2 separate regions of the Homo sapiens genome follow, and region 2 is linked to region 1. A link is an interaction called in ENCODE POLR2A ChIA-PET data of the cell type or tissue named here. Cell type or tissue: CD4-positive, alpha-beta T cell. All regions are shown on one strand. Each heading gives the region's core, and the rest is flanking DNA. Links, peaks and the distances in the headings are about the cores only.

What was found. ChIA-PET counts read pairs that join two places held together with the same protein. Peaks named below come from ENCODE experiments on the same cell type or tissue, not always from the same donor. Only the 100,000 strongest peaks of a DNase experiment are listed, where the experiment ranks them.
Region 2: POLR2A ChIA-PET joins it to region 1 with 6 read pairs; 3 of 35 experiments call an interaction of 5 or more read pairs at or near these places.

The regions. Positions count from the first base shown.
Region 1 is chr16:84,318,300-84,326,637 of GRCh38, forward strand. WFDC1 (WAP four-disulfide core domain 1) reads left to right here. Exons shown (of 7, transcript NM_021197.4): 3 at 1-56; 4 at 1,132-1,272; 5 at 6,120-6,161. Among named protein-coding and RNA genes, the nearest start is that of WFDC1, 28 kb to the left of the region's middle. RefSeq lists an enhancer at 1,166-1,687. In CD4-positive, alpha-beta T cell, for the core only: no CTCF peak of the experiment used is centred there; no DNase peak of the experiment used is centred there.
Region 2 is chr16:84,263,013-84,271,350 of GRCh38, forward strand. No RefSeq gene overlaps it. Among named protein-coding and RNA genes, the nearest start is that of KCNG4, 27 kb to the left of the region's middle. In CD4-positive, alpha-beta T cell, for the core only: no CTCF peak of the experiment used is centred there; a DNase peak (open chromatin) is centred at 3,559.

The sequences.
Region 1 (8,338 bases), core at 15-8,014:
TCGATGGCTTGGTGGCAATGGCTGGCTCCTGGATGGCCCTGAGGAGGTGTTACAAGGTACCTGCCGGGTAAAGCCCAGACCCTACATCCAAGCCTCGATCCCTCCTTCTCAGCTGCTTCCAGAAAGCTGGCAGCACCAGGCCGGCTGTCCCCCATGCACGGGCCCTTCAGCCAAACACTCAGCCCTCTTTGATCCTCCCCACCCCAGCGAAGAAGGGCTGATGGCTGGGGGCTTGGCCAGAATCAAAGCCCAGTACAGAATAAGGGCTTCGACTCTCCCCAAGAATGGAGCCTCCTCCTGGATGGAGAATTGAAGGGGAGGGGGCTTAGGGTTGGTTTTCAAATTCCTAGAATTCTAGGGGGTTCACCGCTCTCTAATGATGAAGCCTCCCTGGGGGTGGGGGAGGTACCAGGAGGCAGAGGGCAATTTCTGGAAGGAACAGCATGCAGGTCGGGGGCCTGGAGGCCTAGGAGGTGCGAGCGGGCACCCTTGCACACCTGCGGCTGTGCTTCTGACTCCACGTCCATCTGTGTGTTGTGTGACTGTGTCCGCTAGAGTGTGCGGCCGTATATGCAACTGTGTGGCTGTCCTTGTGCCTGTGGCTGAATATTTGTGTGTGTGTGTGTGTGTGTGTGTGTGTGTGCATGCAAAAGTGTGTGACTGTATTGTGAGTGTACATGTGTGGGTAAGCGTGTGTGTATGTGGGTGTGGATATGTGTGTGCAGGATTTGTGTGTGGGGATGCGTGCGTATATGTCTGTGTGTATTTGTGCGTCTGACTTGCTTGTGTAAATGTCTGTGTCCCCATGCGACTGTAGGGCTGAGTGTGTGTTTCAGGGTGTATCCGTGAACATGTCTATATGGATGTTGCTGAGCCTGTGAGAGTATGTTTGGGATCAGGTGAGCTTGGACTGCCTGTGTTTGTGTGCGTGTTTGTGGGTGTGCACGTGTGCCACATGCCGCTGAGTGAGACCCAGGGCCTAGCCTGGAACCTGGGGTACAGAGGCGAGGCCGCCTCTCTGGGTGAGGTGCGTTCCCTGCACCCGTCCCGGGAGTCTGCCTTCTAGACCCTAGCATGTGCACCTGTCCTGGGAGTCGGCCTTCTAGACCCCAGCGTGTGTCCCTCCTGCAGCAGAGGCGTGCAGCACCACGGAGGATGGGGCCGAACCCCTGCTCTGTCCCTCGGGCTATGAGTGCCACATCCTGAGCCCAGGTGACGTGGCCGAAGGTATCCCCAACCGTGGGCAGTGCGTCAAGCAGCGCCGGCAAGCAGGTGAGTGTGGCACCCCAGCCCTGATCCTGGCTCCTGCCCCAGTCCCCTTCTCCCTGTAAGCGCCTCTCACCCGCATGGACGACCTGCCCCAGGAAGCAGCCCCAGCACCTGGGCCTGACTGAGAGCTCCTCACATCTTCCCCCTGCCCGGCTCCTTCTTTCATGGCCCCTACCCTTTCCCTGTCACACTAGCATGTGACCGAAGCTCTTGAGCCAGCAGACTGGCTGCAAACCCCAGCTCTGCACCTCCCAGCTGGGCGACACTGGGGTTAATTTCTTCCTATCTCTGAGCCTCAGTTTCCTCATCTGTAAAATGGGGCTACTACATGCTGTTGTGGGGCGTGACTGAAATCATAAGTGCAGAGCAGTCGGAGCAGCCCTAAGGAATAGTAGGTGGTCAGTAAGCACTGGATGTTTTATATCCACGTATGTGTAGATGGACCCCGACTTACGATGGTCAACTTAAGATTGTTAGACTTTACGCTGGTGCAGAAGCAACATGCATTCTGTAGAAACTGTACTTCAAGTTCCCATCCAACCATTCTGTTTTTCACTTTCAGTATGGTAATCAAATTACACGACACATTCAATATTTTATTATAAAATAGGCTTTGTGTTAGATGACTTTGCCCAACTCTAGGCTAATGTAAGTGTTCTGAGCACAGTTAAGGTAGGCTCGGCTAAGGTATGGTGTTCAGTAGGTTAACTGTGTTCAGTGCATTTTGACTTAAGATATTCTCAGCTTGTAGGGGGTATATCAGTACATAACTCCATTGTAAGTCAAGAAGCATCTGTATCTGTTTTCAAACTGCATTGAATTAGAATTGTCTGAGAATCCTTAACTTCCAGAACTTCTGCCAGGACTGTTCAGTTTGACTTAATTTGTGTTCGTCTTTGGACACAAAGGCAATAAATAGATGAGTGAATTGTGTTGCTCTCATTGGCATAATTTTCCCAAGAAAAGAAAGAACAATGGCACAGCGATTCCTGGTGGTATCTAAAACCATCTCGAACCCCACTCAAGGCAATCAAGTTGAAAGACTTCAATGTGCTTTTTGGCATGGAGTTTGGATGAACTGTGTGGTGAGCCAGGAATCTGGGACTTCAGGGTGGCCAGGTTCACCTTGTCAAAGTCAGTGTCAGTCAGACTGAGACCACACCCAGGGGCCCCTGTCCCCGCTTCGGCATCTCATAGCCCTAATAGCTAAGGACAGGACCCTCAGACAAGATTGGTGATAATTACAGTGACCCTATTTGCCGAAAGTATACTGGGGAGTGCATGATCTGCCAAAACCTCTTTTTTTTTCTGATTTGAGAATGTTTTTCTCTGAAGTGTTTCAAGAAAGGCATAGACGTAAAATCAGTCATGCATTTAATGTCATTATCATTGCAGATAAAGTGATGCAAATCCCGGAATCCTGAACTTTGAAGAAATTATCTACAAAAGGCTTTGAAACAAAGAGATGCCTTTTTGGTTTCCTCTACATTCCACTTGCTATTTGCAGGGCTTTGTTTGGGGTTATAGGGTGGCTTCTCCAGCCAGATAGCCTGGGCTGCCACAGCTACTCAGCCCCTTACTGCTGTGGGCAGCAAATAACATAACCTTTTCAGGCCTCATTTGCCTTTTCTGTAAAATGGGTTCATAATACTTGAGGTACTTCACAGGGCTCTTTGAGGAGTGAGTTAATCTGTGTAGAGTGTCCATCAATTCACAAGCACAGTAAACAACCTTCACTGTTTTATCACTGCTTGTCTCTAGACACTCAATCCTGCCGTGGGTGGGTGGGGTGTATGGTCCTTTGGAGGTAAAACCGCAAGGGCCTGCCAGCCACTGTGAGGCTGCTGGAGTGTGGAAGGGATAGCCTTTTCCAAAAGAGAGCTGTGGGGCGAGTTGTGAGTTCGTTGGGCTATGCCACCATTTATAATAATGACGGCATAATAGGAATGCCTTGGGCACTTGTCTTTTTCATCCCCTGATCTTTTCATTCAGCCCTATGATGTCTAAGACCAAGGTCAAACCAAGTCAAACTAGTTCTTAAGGGTTCAAACCAGTTAAAAAAATTCCCATTTCAAGACAGAGCTAAGCAAAGAGGGTCAGTCATTCAGTGGTGACCACACCAGTGATGCCTACTGTTAACATGCACCTTTGGAGTGCTCTCTTTAAATTAAGCTTTGCTGCAAGCCTGCAAAAGGAGAAGTAGAACCAGGAGGCAGTGCTGCATAGGTTTCAGAGTGCAGGCTCAGAACCACAGAAAGAAGTCCAAAGCCTGTAACTTTCTTCCTCCGTGGCCTTGAGCAGGTCACCCAACCTCTCTTAGCCTCAGTTCCTTGATCTGTAAAATAGAGATGGCGATGGTAACCATAGTGACTACTTCATGGGGTAGTTATGGGGCTTGAGTGAGAGAAACACGTATGAAGTGCTTAGAATAGCACCTGGCCCACTGTAGGTCCTCAGTGAATGTGTGCCACCATCATCCCTGTCTTCGTAAAGGGAGGATATGAGTTCAGGAATTTACCCAAAAGATGCAGAGCTGGAAGAGCTGGAATTCCAAGACTGTCCACCAGCCTCAGAGCCTGTGTGTGTGTGTGCGTGTGTGTGTGTGTGTGTGTGTGTGTGTGTGAGCTTCCCCTCCCAAATGAACGATTTGAGGCTTCCAAATGGAACTGTAAGTGGAATTCCCCCTAGCCTTGTTCTCAGGGGGCTGACACTTAGCAATAATTACTGGTAATTTACTGGTAATTATATATAGGTTTGAAAACATTTTGAATTCCAGCAACTTCCCTTGGAGCAAAAATCTCAGGGGAAGGGTGGCCCCCTTGTCCCAGCCTTACCAAGGAAGAAGCTTTTTATTTAAGTTTTTAAAAACTGCATATTTGAAATAATTTCAGACTTATAAAAATGTTGCAAAAGTAGTACCTTGAATCCCCCACCCAGATTCACCAGTTGTTAAAAAACTACCGTTACATTTTCCTTTATGCTCTCTCCCCACTTATAAATCTACGTGTGTATTTTTCTGGACCATTTGAGAGTAAGCGACAGGCCCTGTGCCGACACCTAAGATGCCATCCTCCCGTAAGAGAGGCTTCTAGCGGGTACCAATAGTCCTTCAAGTTTGACCATCCAGCACCTGGAACCAGGCATTTGAGGGGTTCACATTTTATGCAAGAGGAAAATGAACACTGACATGTATAGTAAATCTGGTTTTTCAGAGAGTGGGTTCAGGGAAAATCGGTGCATTTTTCTGAGTAGGTTTGAGGTCACACAGAAGCTGAGCTGCGGGGGCTGGCCCCTCCTTGTCCTGCCCAAGACACTGCTTGAGAAGAATGAAGTGGGGCTTGTCTAGCCTTGAGTGGGAGGCAATTTGAGAAAAGTGACGAGTAATCATTTTTGGTAATAAATTATAAGTGATTATATTTGGCCTGAGGAGGGGGTCCGGGGTCCACATTTACCTCTGTCTCCTTGTGGTGTTATGGGCCAGAATTCACCCCCAGGTAAAGGGGGAGCAGGAAAGTTTTGGGGAGCTCCCCCAGCCTACAAAAACCTTAGCCATTTGCTTTGGAAAATAGTTATTGCTGCAGTTGCTGATCAGCAGGCGCTGACCCACCGGAGGGCCTGGAGCGGTTCCATGGAGCGTTAGCACCTTGACCGATAAATGTCCGTGCTGGTCCCAAACAGCCTGATGATTTTTAGTATGGCCACAAAACAAAAGAAAAAGAAAATGTCTGGCTACCGCGCATATGTGCTTGATTAACCTTATAGCAGAAAAGGCAGCGCTGATCACCAGGATGGAGAAGTGAGCTAAATTTGAGAGAGATTGCCACATTCAAGCATCCACATGTCCTGGTCACATTCCTGTCAGCAAATGCTTTCCTGCTACCATGGGGTGGGTAGCACGGCTAGTCATGGGACATGCATGAAATTGCCAGCAGTTGACCACTTTTTACACACAAAGATAGAATTTTCATACGGCTCATCCTAATACTGCATAGATATGTTTTAAATGAAATTGTTTCTTTTAATCCTCACAATAACTTTAAGAGGTACTAATTTTATGCCTATTTTTAGGAGAGGAAACTGAGGCTCAAAGAGGACGAGTGAGGATTCATACTCAAGTTACTTTGTCATTTGCAGTAATGACATCAGAGTGTCTCTTGGGCAGACTCAAAAGAGTGTCATCTCTTCCCCCTGTGAACATATTTTGTAATGACATTTACTCAACAGTGTGTTGAAATTTGGCTTCCAGTTCATCTGTTAAGACAATGGTTTTGGCCGGGCATGGCGGCTCACGCCTGTAATCCCAGCACTTTGGCAGGCTGAGGTGGGTGAATCACCTGAGGTCAGGAGTTCGAGGCCAGCCTGACCAACATGGCGATACCCCATCTCTACTCAAAATACAAAATTGACTGGGTGTGGTGGCGCATGCCTGTAATCCCAGCTACTCGGGAGGCTGAGGCAGGAGAATCACTTGAACCCAGGAGGCAGAGGTTACAGTGAGCTGAGATCATGCCACTGCACTCCAGCCTGGGCAACAGAGTGAGACTTCGTCTAAAAGAAAAAAAAAAAAGACAGTGGTTCTGAAACTTTTTGCTCTCAAGACCGCTGTACCCTGAAAGATGTTAAGGAGATCTCACAGGGCTTTCCTTTATGGGTTGATGGCTCTGGATATTATCATATTAGAAACTAGAGCTGAGACATTACAAATGCTCATGTAGCCTCTGAACAATTCCATTGTACACTAGTGAGATGGGGAGACTGAAAAACACAAGTAATTCCTCAGTGTTATTATGACAACAGTTTTGGCCTTCTAAACTCCTAAAAGAAGTTTTTTCCTCTCACTTGTTTTCCAGATGGGCGAATCCTACGACACAAACTTTACAAAGAATATCCAGGTAAAAGAAGAAACTGTTCTTTCTTTCCAGAGGGCACAAAAAAAAGGCAGTGAAAGTTTCTTATGTGAAGAAAAAAATAAAAGCCCAGGGCTGAGATATAGGGAACAAAATGGGACCTGGGATTAAGAAACAAAATAGAAGACCTGTGGTCTGATGGTGGGCAGGGAGTTGTGAGTCACAGAGGAGCTCATGGCAAACATGACCTCATGCTGAAGAGCAGAGCCTGGAACTGCTCATATTTAAGCCTCTGCTACTTTCATTCAGAGAATTGGAAAACACGCCTGATACCACTCTTCCATTCATCCATCTAATCATCCATTGATCCATCCATCTCTCCATCTATTATTTCATCCATCCATTCATCCCTCCATCCATCTACCCACCCATCCATCTACCCACCATCCATCCATCCATCCACCGATTCATCCATCCATCCTCTCATTCATCCATTCATATATCCATCTATTCTTTCATTCATCTTCCTGTTTTTTCATCCATTCATTCCTCTATCAATCTATTCATCCATCTATTCATTCTTCCATCCATCCACCCATTCATCCATCCATCCACATATTCATCTATCTTTTCACCCACCCATCTATCCTTTTATCCACCCCTTTATTCCTTCATCCCTCCATCCATCCATCCTTTCATTTACTTACCTATTCACCAATCATCCATTCATCTATCCATCCATCCATTCATACATACATCCTTTCACTTATCCATCTATCCACCCATCTACCTTTTTTTTTTTTTTGAGATGGAGTCTCACTCTGTTGCCTAGGCTGGGGTGCACTGGAGTAATCTTGGCTCACTGCAAACTCTGCCTCCTGGGTTCAAGCAGTTCTCCTGCGTCAGCCTCCCAAATAGCTGGGATTACAGGTGTCCGCCACCATACCTGGATAATTTTTGTATTTTTAGTAGAGACGAGGTTTCACCTTGTTGGCCAGGCTGGTCTTAAACTCCTGACCTCAGGTGATCTGCCCGCCTCGGCCTCCCAAAGTGCTAGATTTACAGGCATGAGCCACTGTGCCTGGCCCCATCCACCCATCTGTCTATCCATTTATCCATCCATCCACTCATCCATCCACCCACCCATCTATGCATCCACCCACCATCCATCCACCCACCCATTCATCTATCCATTCACTCATTCATCCATTCATATATTCATCTAATCTTTCATCCATCCATTTTTTCAAGCATGCATCCATCCATCCATTCCTCCATCGATCTATTCATCCATCTGTTCATTCTTCCATCTATCCATCTATATATTCATCTATCTTTTCATCTACCCATCTATTATTTTATCCACCCTTCTATTCCTTTATCCCTCCATCCAACCATCCTTATATCCACTCATCTATTTGCCCGTACATCCATTCACCCAACCATCCATCCATCTGCCCATTCATCCATTCATGCACATATCCTTGCATTCATTCATCTATCTCTTCTTTCATCCATTCATACATCCATCCATCCACCCATCCACCCATCTACCCATCCATCCATTCACCTATGTATCCATTCATCCATCCACCCATATATCCATCTATCTATTCAGCCATCCAGCCAGCCACTATCCATCCATCTATCCATCCATCCATATATCCATCCGTCCATCCACCCACCCATCTATCCATCCATCCATCCATCCATCCATTCATCTACCCATCTATCCATCTATCCACCCACCCATATATCCATGCATCCATCCATCCATCATTTATCCATTCACCCATTCACCCATCCATCCATCCATCATTTATCCATTCACCCATCCATCCATCCATTCTCCCATCCATCTGATATGTCTTTATCAATAATTTACAGCACATATTTTCTAAGTATTACTCATCAGTCTGTGCTGGGGGTTGGAGCTACATTTGTGAACATGACAGACCCAGTCGCTGCTGTCATGCAGCTAATATCAAGCAGAAAATTCAGACATGAATATAGCCCAAGTGGTTATTTTATGAGAATAGTGACAAGCCTTCCTGACATCACATGCTGGATACTATGAGGACACCTTAGTCCAGGTTGTGAGAAAAGGCTTCCTAAGGAGGAGACATGAAAGCTCAGCCTAAAGAATAAGAAATAGTGGGCAGCAGAATGGCATGTGTGAAGCTCTTGAGGTCGGAAGCAATTTGGCCATCCCCAAAGCTGGA
Region 2 (8,338 bases), core at 118-8,117, 55 kb before region 1:
CTTGAGCAGTCAGACAGAAGGGATTCCCTCTTTCTCAGCCTTATTGTTCTAGTTGGGCCTTCAACTGATGGGTCAAAGCCCACCCACATGAGGGAGGATGATCAGCTTTGCTCGGTGTACTGATGGAATGTTCATCTCACCCAGAAGCACTCTCACAGACATGCCTGGAATCATGTTTGGCCAAATGTCTGGGTACCTTGTGGCCCAGTCAAGTTAACACATAAAATTAATCATCACACTGTGGAATACTACACAGCTATGAAAAATAACACGATAACCTTCTATATAACAGACGTGGAGGGATCTCAAGCATGTTGTTAAGGGGAGGAAGCAGGATGCAGATCCATGTCTCTGGTGCAGTCCCATTTATATTAAAATGTAAAGCAAAATAGACCAGGTGCCGTGGCTCACACCAGGAATCCCAGCACTTTGGGAGGCTGAGGTAGGAGAATCCCCTGAGCTCAGGAGTTGGACACCTGCCTGGGCAACACGGTGAAACCCCATCGCTACAAAAAATACAAAAATTAGCCAGGCATGGTGGTGCATGCCTGTAGTCCCAGCTACTCAGCAGGCTGAGGTGGGAGGATTGCTTGAGTGTGGGGAGGTCGAGGCTGCAGTGAGCCATGATCATGCCACTGCACAGGTGACAGAGTGAGATTCTGTCTCAAAAAGACTAAACCAAACTAGCTATATGTAGATGGTGAGTGCCCAGTGATCTGCAGATGCTGCAGAAGGGGTTTGGGGGTGAGTGTGCATCTGGTTGCTAAGGGCCGTCTGAGGGTCCTCATCCCTGAGACACACCTGAGGAGCCCTTTGTGTTTCTGCTTTTACACTCTGGGCTCTTGCCGTGGTCTGAGCTTGCAATGCCACAAGACACACAGAGAGAAGCTGGGCCTCCAGGCCCCTGAATGAGCCATGCAGGAGCAGAGCGCTGAGTCTTGGCTCCCTGTAATGTCACCATAACATGACCACAATGCAGGAGACTGACAGTGACAGGGAGACCCCAGAAGAAGTTGAGCTTCCGTCTGGGAAATCAGAAGAGAGTGTCAAGACAAGGCCGGGATCCTGGAGGTCAGTGGGTTTGATTCTAAGCTCTGTTGGCACAGAAGTTGCTGTGTGGCCTTGTGTGTCTTTTTAACCTCTTGAGCCTCAGCTTTCCTCTCTGTGGAATGGGCTTGTGAGGATTTCATGCGCTGGTGAGCCCTGAGTGTGGTGCCTGTGGGTCGTGGGAGCCTTGGAGGAAGCTTGTTCCATGAAAAGGCTGTGTATGCAATGTGGCCTCCAAAAACCAAAGGAGGCCAGGCGTGGTGGGTCATGCCTGTAATCCCAGCACTTTGGGAGGCTGAGGCGGGCAGATCACCTGAGGTCAGGAGTTCGAGACCAGTCTGGTCAACATGGTGAAACCCTGTCTTTACTAAAAATATATAAATTAGCCAGGCATAGTGGCGGGCGCCTATAATCCCAGCTACTTGGGAGGCTGTGGCAGGAGAATCACTTGAATCCAAGAGGTGGAGGTTACAGTGAATGGAGATCCCGCCACTGCACTCCAGCCTGGGCAACAGCAGAGTGAGACTCCATCTCAAAAAAAAAAAAAAAAAAAAAAAAAGGCAAAGGAGCCGAGACACCAAAGAGCAAGGCAGACAGATTGAGTTTGTGGATAAAGCCTGTCTTACGGGGGGAGCTTGCAGACAGAAGCATGGTCTTGGAGGCAGCAGGACGGGTAGATCTCTGTCCCTGTTACCCCCAGACCCAAGGCTTATCGACTGTGTTAGTCTGTTCTCATGCTGATAATAAACACATACCCAAGACTGGGTAATTTATAAAGGAAAGAGGTTTCATGGACTCACTGTTCCACATGGCTGGGGAGGCCTCACAATCATGGCGGAAGGCAAATGAGAAGCAAAGTACATCTTACATGGCAGCAGGCAAGAGAGACTGTGCAGAGGAACTCCCATTTATAAAACCATCAGATCTTGTGAGACTTACTCACTACCATGAACACAGTAGGGGGGAAACAGCCCCATGATTCAATTATCCCCACCTGACCGTGCCCTTGACATGTGGGGATTATTACAATTCAAGGTGGGATTTGGATGGGGACACAGAGCAAAACCATATCATCTACCACAGGGGAAGGGGGTACATGCTCCAGTAAGACAAAGGCAACCCTCCTAACAGGCAAGAATGTCGTGTGTGCCATAGCTTAGAATTTGTCCAATGATATCAAGGTTGTCATGTTCTTACACTAGGGATAGTAAATAAAATAGGCAGCAAGAGGCATTCCTAGGACTGGAGACAATCAGAAATCAACATGGCAGATTAGCATCCAAGATGGAGTCACCGCTGTCTCTGCAAGCTCAAGGGTCCTCCCCTCTGCTCCCTCCTCAAAGGCAGATGCCGATTTGGGGGTCAAGTCCCCAAACATAATCAGCCCTGTTTCTACACCATAGCCTGTTAATAGAAGGGCACTTGGGATGTAGTGGGAAGCTAAACTTGGCAAGAGCACTGTCCCTTGTTTTCTTGGCAGGCTTTTTCTCAGGCTGTCTTTAGAGAAGTAAGGTTGGGGTGCAGTGAGGCAATCTTGGCTCACTGCAACCTCTGCCTCCCAGGTTCAAGTGATTCTCCTGCCTCAGCCTCCCCAGTAGCTGAGACTACAGGCGCCTGTCATCACACCTGGCTAATTTTTGTATTTTTAGTGGAGACGGGGTTTCACTGTGTTGGCCAGGCTGGAGTGCACTGGCACGATCATGGCTCACTGCAGCCTTGAACTCCCCAGCTCAAGCCATCCTCCCACATCAACCTCCTGAGTAGCTGGGACTATGGGCAGGTAGACCTGGCTAGGTTTTTTTATTTTTTATTTTTTGTAGAGTACAAGGTCTCCCTATGTTGCCCAAGCTGATCTCAGACTCCTGGCCTCAGGTGATCCTCCTACTTTGACCTCCCAAAGTGTTGTGATTACGCGTGTGAGCCACTGTGGCCAGGCTCGTTTTGCTGTTTGAGACTCCAATACTGGCCCTGTGTACAACTGAGAAAGCTGAGGCCTGGAGGGCATGGGGACTTCATCTCAGTCATGCAGCCTCCAGGTGATAGAATCAAGAGGAAAGTAGAGTCCCCTGGATTCCTGGTCCAGTTCCAATGTTTCTGTCCTCCTGCCACAAATTCACACAGAACATGGAGGGCACATGGTCCTGGCATGGAGGAGGGAGTTGATTATAATGGGTGTCAGTTCTGCAGGATTTCTGTTTAGAGGCGAGTTTCCTATGTGTTTATTTCTTATGTGCTCTGCTAATATTTCTTGTCCAGTGGTTTATTAAGCAAAGTGTACCAGATGCTCCCAGGATTATCTCGCCCTCTGTCCTCATGGCTCTGACAGCCTCTGGCTTTAATCAGCTTCCTGACTGCAGCAGGCCCAAGAGATTCCATGACCCCATTGAGCCAATTCTCTCTTCTTCCACAGTAATATAACATTAGCTGTCCACCTCCCAACCCCCAGAATAAAGACTACATTTCCCAGCCTCCCTTGCAACTAGGTGTGACCATGTGACCACATTGTGGCCAATGGGATGTTAGTGGAAGGTCATGGTGGTGGCATCTGGGGATCTTACTGGCTGGCAGGCAAGTGCCCTCTGCCCCTCCCCTCTCCACAGTGTCTGTAGCTGTCCCCTTGGACCCAGAGGACGAGTTCAAACGTTAGAGAAGTGGAGCCGAACTGCCATCTAGCCCCAAACTGCTAATGTTTGTCCATTTGTGTCCAAGTAAACCAAACGACTGTCCAGTTTAGGTCACTTATTTTAGGGTCACCATTCCTTGCAGGCAACCCCAATCCTAACTGAGGAACCAGGCAGTGACAGTGACTAACTGTACGTCAGGTTCTCTCTCTAAACTTGTTAACCCTCGAAACAATCCTATAAAGCAGGGCTCTCCTGCTCAGATGGATTTGCCGCCCAGGGGACAGCAGGCAATGCCTCGAGATGTGTGGATCATCCTGACTGGGGAGGAGGTTCCACTGATAGCCAGAGGGTAGAAGCTGGGATGCTGCTATACATTCTATGATGTTTGAACAGCACCCACAACAAAGAATAATCTGTTTTCTCAGGTCCACAGTAGTGAGGTTGAAAAGCTCTGTTGTATTGTTTTGTTTAAAACTAAGAAAATTAGTTTGATCTTACAAAAGGCTGAAGTCACTTGCCTGTGATGACAAGACTTGTAGGTGGCAGATTGGGATTGAGACCCAGGCAGTCTTTGTCTAGAGGTGAGGGTTGATGTGCACCAGGAGGCAAGGCATGGGTTGCCTTCAGTATCTCCCCAACATTCTGCATGCTCTCACCTCATCCAGAGGAGTCTGACAGCTTCGGGAGGTCCTGACTCTGCCATTCCCTGGATGATTGACCTTGAGCTGGTCACATTCCCTCTTGGAGCCACAGTTTCTTCTGCTCTACAAATGGAGGGGGTGAGGAAGCCACATCCCTGTTGAGAGTATTGGTGGGCCCAGTGCAGCGCCTCTACAGTATGACATTCACTGGGCCATAGGTCTCAGAGCCCCCTGCTGTCCAGGGTTAACCCTTTGGTTGTCAGACCATAGGCAGTCAGGGGCGAGGGCGCAGGGAAGCTGGGCACTTGGGATGCAGTGGGAGAGGCTGTTTGCTAATTGGTATGGAAGGGTGCTTTCACCTGTTTGGGCTACATGGCCATTCTGGTACACATCAGCCACGTGTCAGCATGGGCAGAGAGAAGTAGAAATTGCTGAGGTCAGGGAGGGAACCTGGCCTCATTTGGAAGAAGGAATCTGAAGAGCCAGTCTCTCCTTCAGCGTTCAATGTGTCCAGCTCACTTTGGGTTTAAATAAGTTAAAACACATCCACAATTAAGATGAACTGTCTACAGAGATGAAGGGTGAGAGGTGACGCCTGCTGGGCATGACCCACCTTAGACCTGGAGATTTGCTAGAAGACTCTCCTCCCATGGCTCTGTGGAAGGTGCATTGTCATTTGCCCCTATTCTCCAGATGAGGAAACTGAGGCCCAGAGAGACTTAATATCACTGTCAGGATTCTGCAGCTGGTAGGTGAACTCAGGAGTTAATTTACAACCACCCATTAGAAGGCACGTGGGTGGGGTTTAGGGGCCTGAGGCCATCCCAGATTTGTGCCGTTAGGCAACTCCTAACACCCAGAAAACAACAACAACAACAACAAAACCTGGACAAGGACCTAGCCTCAGTGTGCATTTGGCTCGCCAAGGTCACTCATCTGGCCTCGGCACACAAATTGCTCCAGGGCAGAGGCAGACACCTGGCATTTCTATTTCCTGCCACCTTCTTCACCTTGACCCCAGGAGACCCGCCTGCCTTATCTGTACTCCCTGGCTGGCGCCCTGTGTCAGCACCATCCCTGGGGTCTTTGTGCCCCCAGCCCCGTCCCTCGCCACTCCAACGTGTCAGGCAGGGTTAAGCCACCCCCGGATTATGGAGGTGCTAATGATTTGATATCTCAGCCAGGGATTTAACTGATCTCCTAGCTCAGCTGGAAAAATTCCCTCCCTCAAATAGCTGTTTTATCTTTTAGCTCCTGCCGCCACTTTAATCACACTAAGTCCTCATCAGATGCCACAAATGAGAGATTTAAAAAAAAAAAAAAAGGTAAGAAATTGGGACCAGGCTGGGTTTTCTCTCTGGACTCTTTGGAACACGGTTGCATATTATCACCCTCCGAATCGTCAGCTTTCACCTGGAGATTAAAGGGAGTCCCTCAAGACCACTTGAAATGAACAGTGTGGCACACAGCAGCTTAATCTCCTCAGTGTCATGAAATCTGGGTTTTATGGGGCATCGCGCCCTCCAGCCTCCCATTTTCCTTCTCGGGCCATCAGTCCCCTTCGCTAAAATGGTGCTCTGGGAAAATTCATGCCTCCACAAAGTGGCTAATGGACCGTGAAGCCATTTCAAAACGTAACTAGAATGCCACGTGTGCAAACATTAACCTTCTGCATTAGGACACCACTGACTCGATTCAGGGCTTTACAGGTTCCAGGAGCTTGTAAAGTGAATGCTTCTGTTTTTACTTCTAATATAAGCTTCACTTTAGTAAAACTGGAAACTTTTTAACTTTTAATATAAATTATAAATATGTATATATATTTTTACCTTTATCACAAACTTGACCTTAATAAAATTGAAAAACCAGAAGATAACACAATATAACTAATATGTGATTCAAAGAGTTTCTAGAGGCTGGGTGCGATGGCTCATGCCTGTAATCCCAGCATTTTGGGAGGCTGAGGCGGGTGGATCTCCTGAGGTCAGGAGTTTGAGACTAGCCTGGCCAACATGGCTACTACTAAAGATATAAAAATTAGCCAGGCGTGGTGGCACATGCCTGTAATCCCAGCTACTTAGGAGGCTGAGGCACGAGAATCACTTGAACCCGGGAGGCAGGGGCTGCAGTGAGCCAAGATCATACCACTGCACTCCAGCCTGGGTGACAGAGCAATACTCTGTCTCAAAAAAAAAAAAAAAAGTTTCTAAAGGCCGGGAGTAGTGGCTCACGCGTGTAATCCCAGCACTTTGAGAGGCCAAGGTGGGTAGATCCCTTGAGGTCAGGAGTTTGAGAGCAGCCCTGTCAATAATGTGAAACCCTGTCCCTACTAAAAATGCAAAAATTAGCTGGTATGCTACCATGCCTGGCTAATTTTTGTATTTTTTGTAGAGATGAGGGTTTCACCATGTTGCCCAGGCTGGTCTCGAACTCCTGACTCAAGCAATCCACCGGCCTTGAAGTTATACACCCTCTACATGTATATGTATGTTATACTTTCATTTAAAAAAATTCTTGAAGTCACCACACTGCACCTGGTCAGTGTTAGACTGCGCCCTGTTGTGTTATACTCACCTGTCTTGTACATTTCTGTCTGGCCTCACCCCACAGGCACGCACATCTGTGACTTCTGGAATAGATGATCTTGAGAGCATTCCCTAACTGGAATATCCTTTGTTTCTTGTTTCTGCTGCCTGAGAACAGGTCCGGGTCAAATCATTCACGACTGTAGCCCACATAGTGGAGATGCATTTTACAGCCATTTGTTTAAGTGGGTCAGGTCCCTTCTGTGCCCAAGCCATAGTCCACGCAGGATGGTGTACACACATCTGGACGGAGTCACTTCTCTGGTCTCCTTCACCTGTCCCCAGGACTCCAGGGCCAGCTGCTCCGGGTGAGTGGAAGACATCAGCCTGCCCCACCCCCATGTTCCCCAGCCAGCAGGACCAGGGAGCAACACCAGATGGGCTGCAGACACAGAAGGATGAGACTGGGAGGCGCAGACAGTTGTGTCTCTGGACAGTGTGGGGATGCAAGCGTGGTGTGGACTTGGGGCGCAGTTGATGACGTGGGGAAAGTCAAAAGGAACGATTGTCCTCTTGGCTGGTCCAGAGTTAAAAAACTGGCAGCCAACGATTGACCATCTTCTTTTGTGAGGTACTTTTATTTAATCCTCACGAGAAATCTGGTACCTAGGAATCACCTTCCCTACTTTTCAGATGGGGAAACTAAGGCTGAAAGATGAACCAAGCATAACAATGATTTGTGATAGTCTCACGATCCTGTGGGTTGGCTGGGGCTCAGCTGGGTCGTCTGCTGGTGTCACCTGGGCCCAGCCACACAGCTGGGAGTTTGTCAGCAACTCCACTGGGTCTGGAACGTCCAGGGTGGCCTCGCCCATGAGGCGTCTCCACAGAGCATCTCATGGTTTAGTAGTCCTGGACTTCCTCACAGCATGGCGGCCGGGGTCTGAGAGAGGAGATGAGAGCTGCTGTCTTCTAAGGCCTGGGCTCCCTGAATTCTATTGCTCAAGGCAAGTCACAAGGCCAGACCAAGGAGAGGAGAGAAGAGCACCGATTCTTGGTGTCCGGACTGGCAGGCGCATACAGGATTAGGAGGAATTTTCGGTGGCCCTATTTGGAGACAATCTTCGAGGCAGGCGATTATGATGCAGAAGTTAGATGCTATGATCAGAGCACCAGCCGTGTGAGAGCTCAGAGGGGGAGGCAGCAAACCTTGCCTGGTAGTGGAGAGCTTTCTTGAGGAAGTGTGGACTCATCTGGGGTGTCTCTAGAGTGTAGTGGTAAGAGGAGGACTCTGGAGTCAGACTGCCTGGGTTCAAATCTCTATTTCAATTGCCAAGCACTTGGGCCAGTTACTGGAGCTCTCTGCCTCAGTTTCCTCATCTGTACAATGGGCATAACAATAAATCCTACTTCGCAGATCATAAGGATCCAATGGCATTTGCCTGTGAAACATTTAGCACTGTGTCTAGCACATGGTAAGTTCTCAGATGTTCACTGTTGT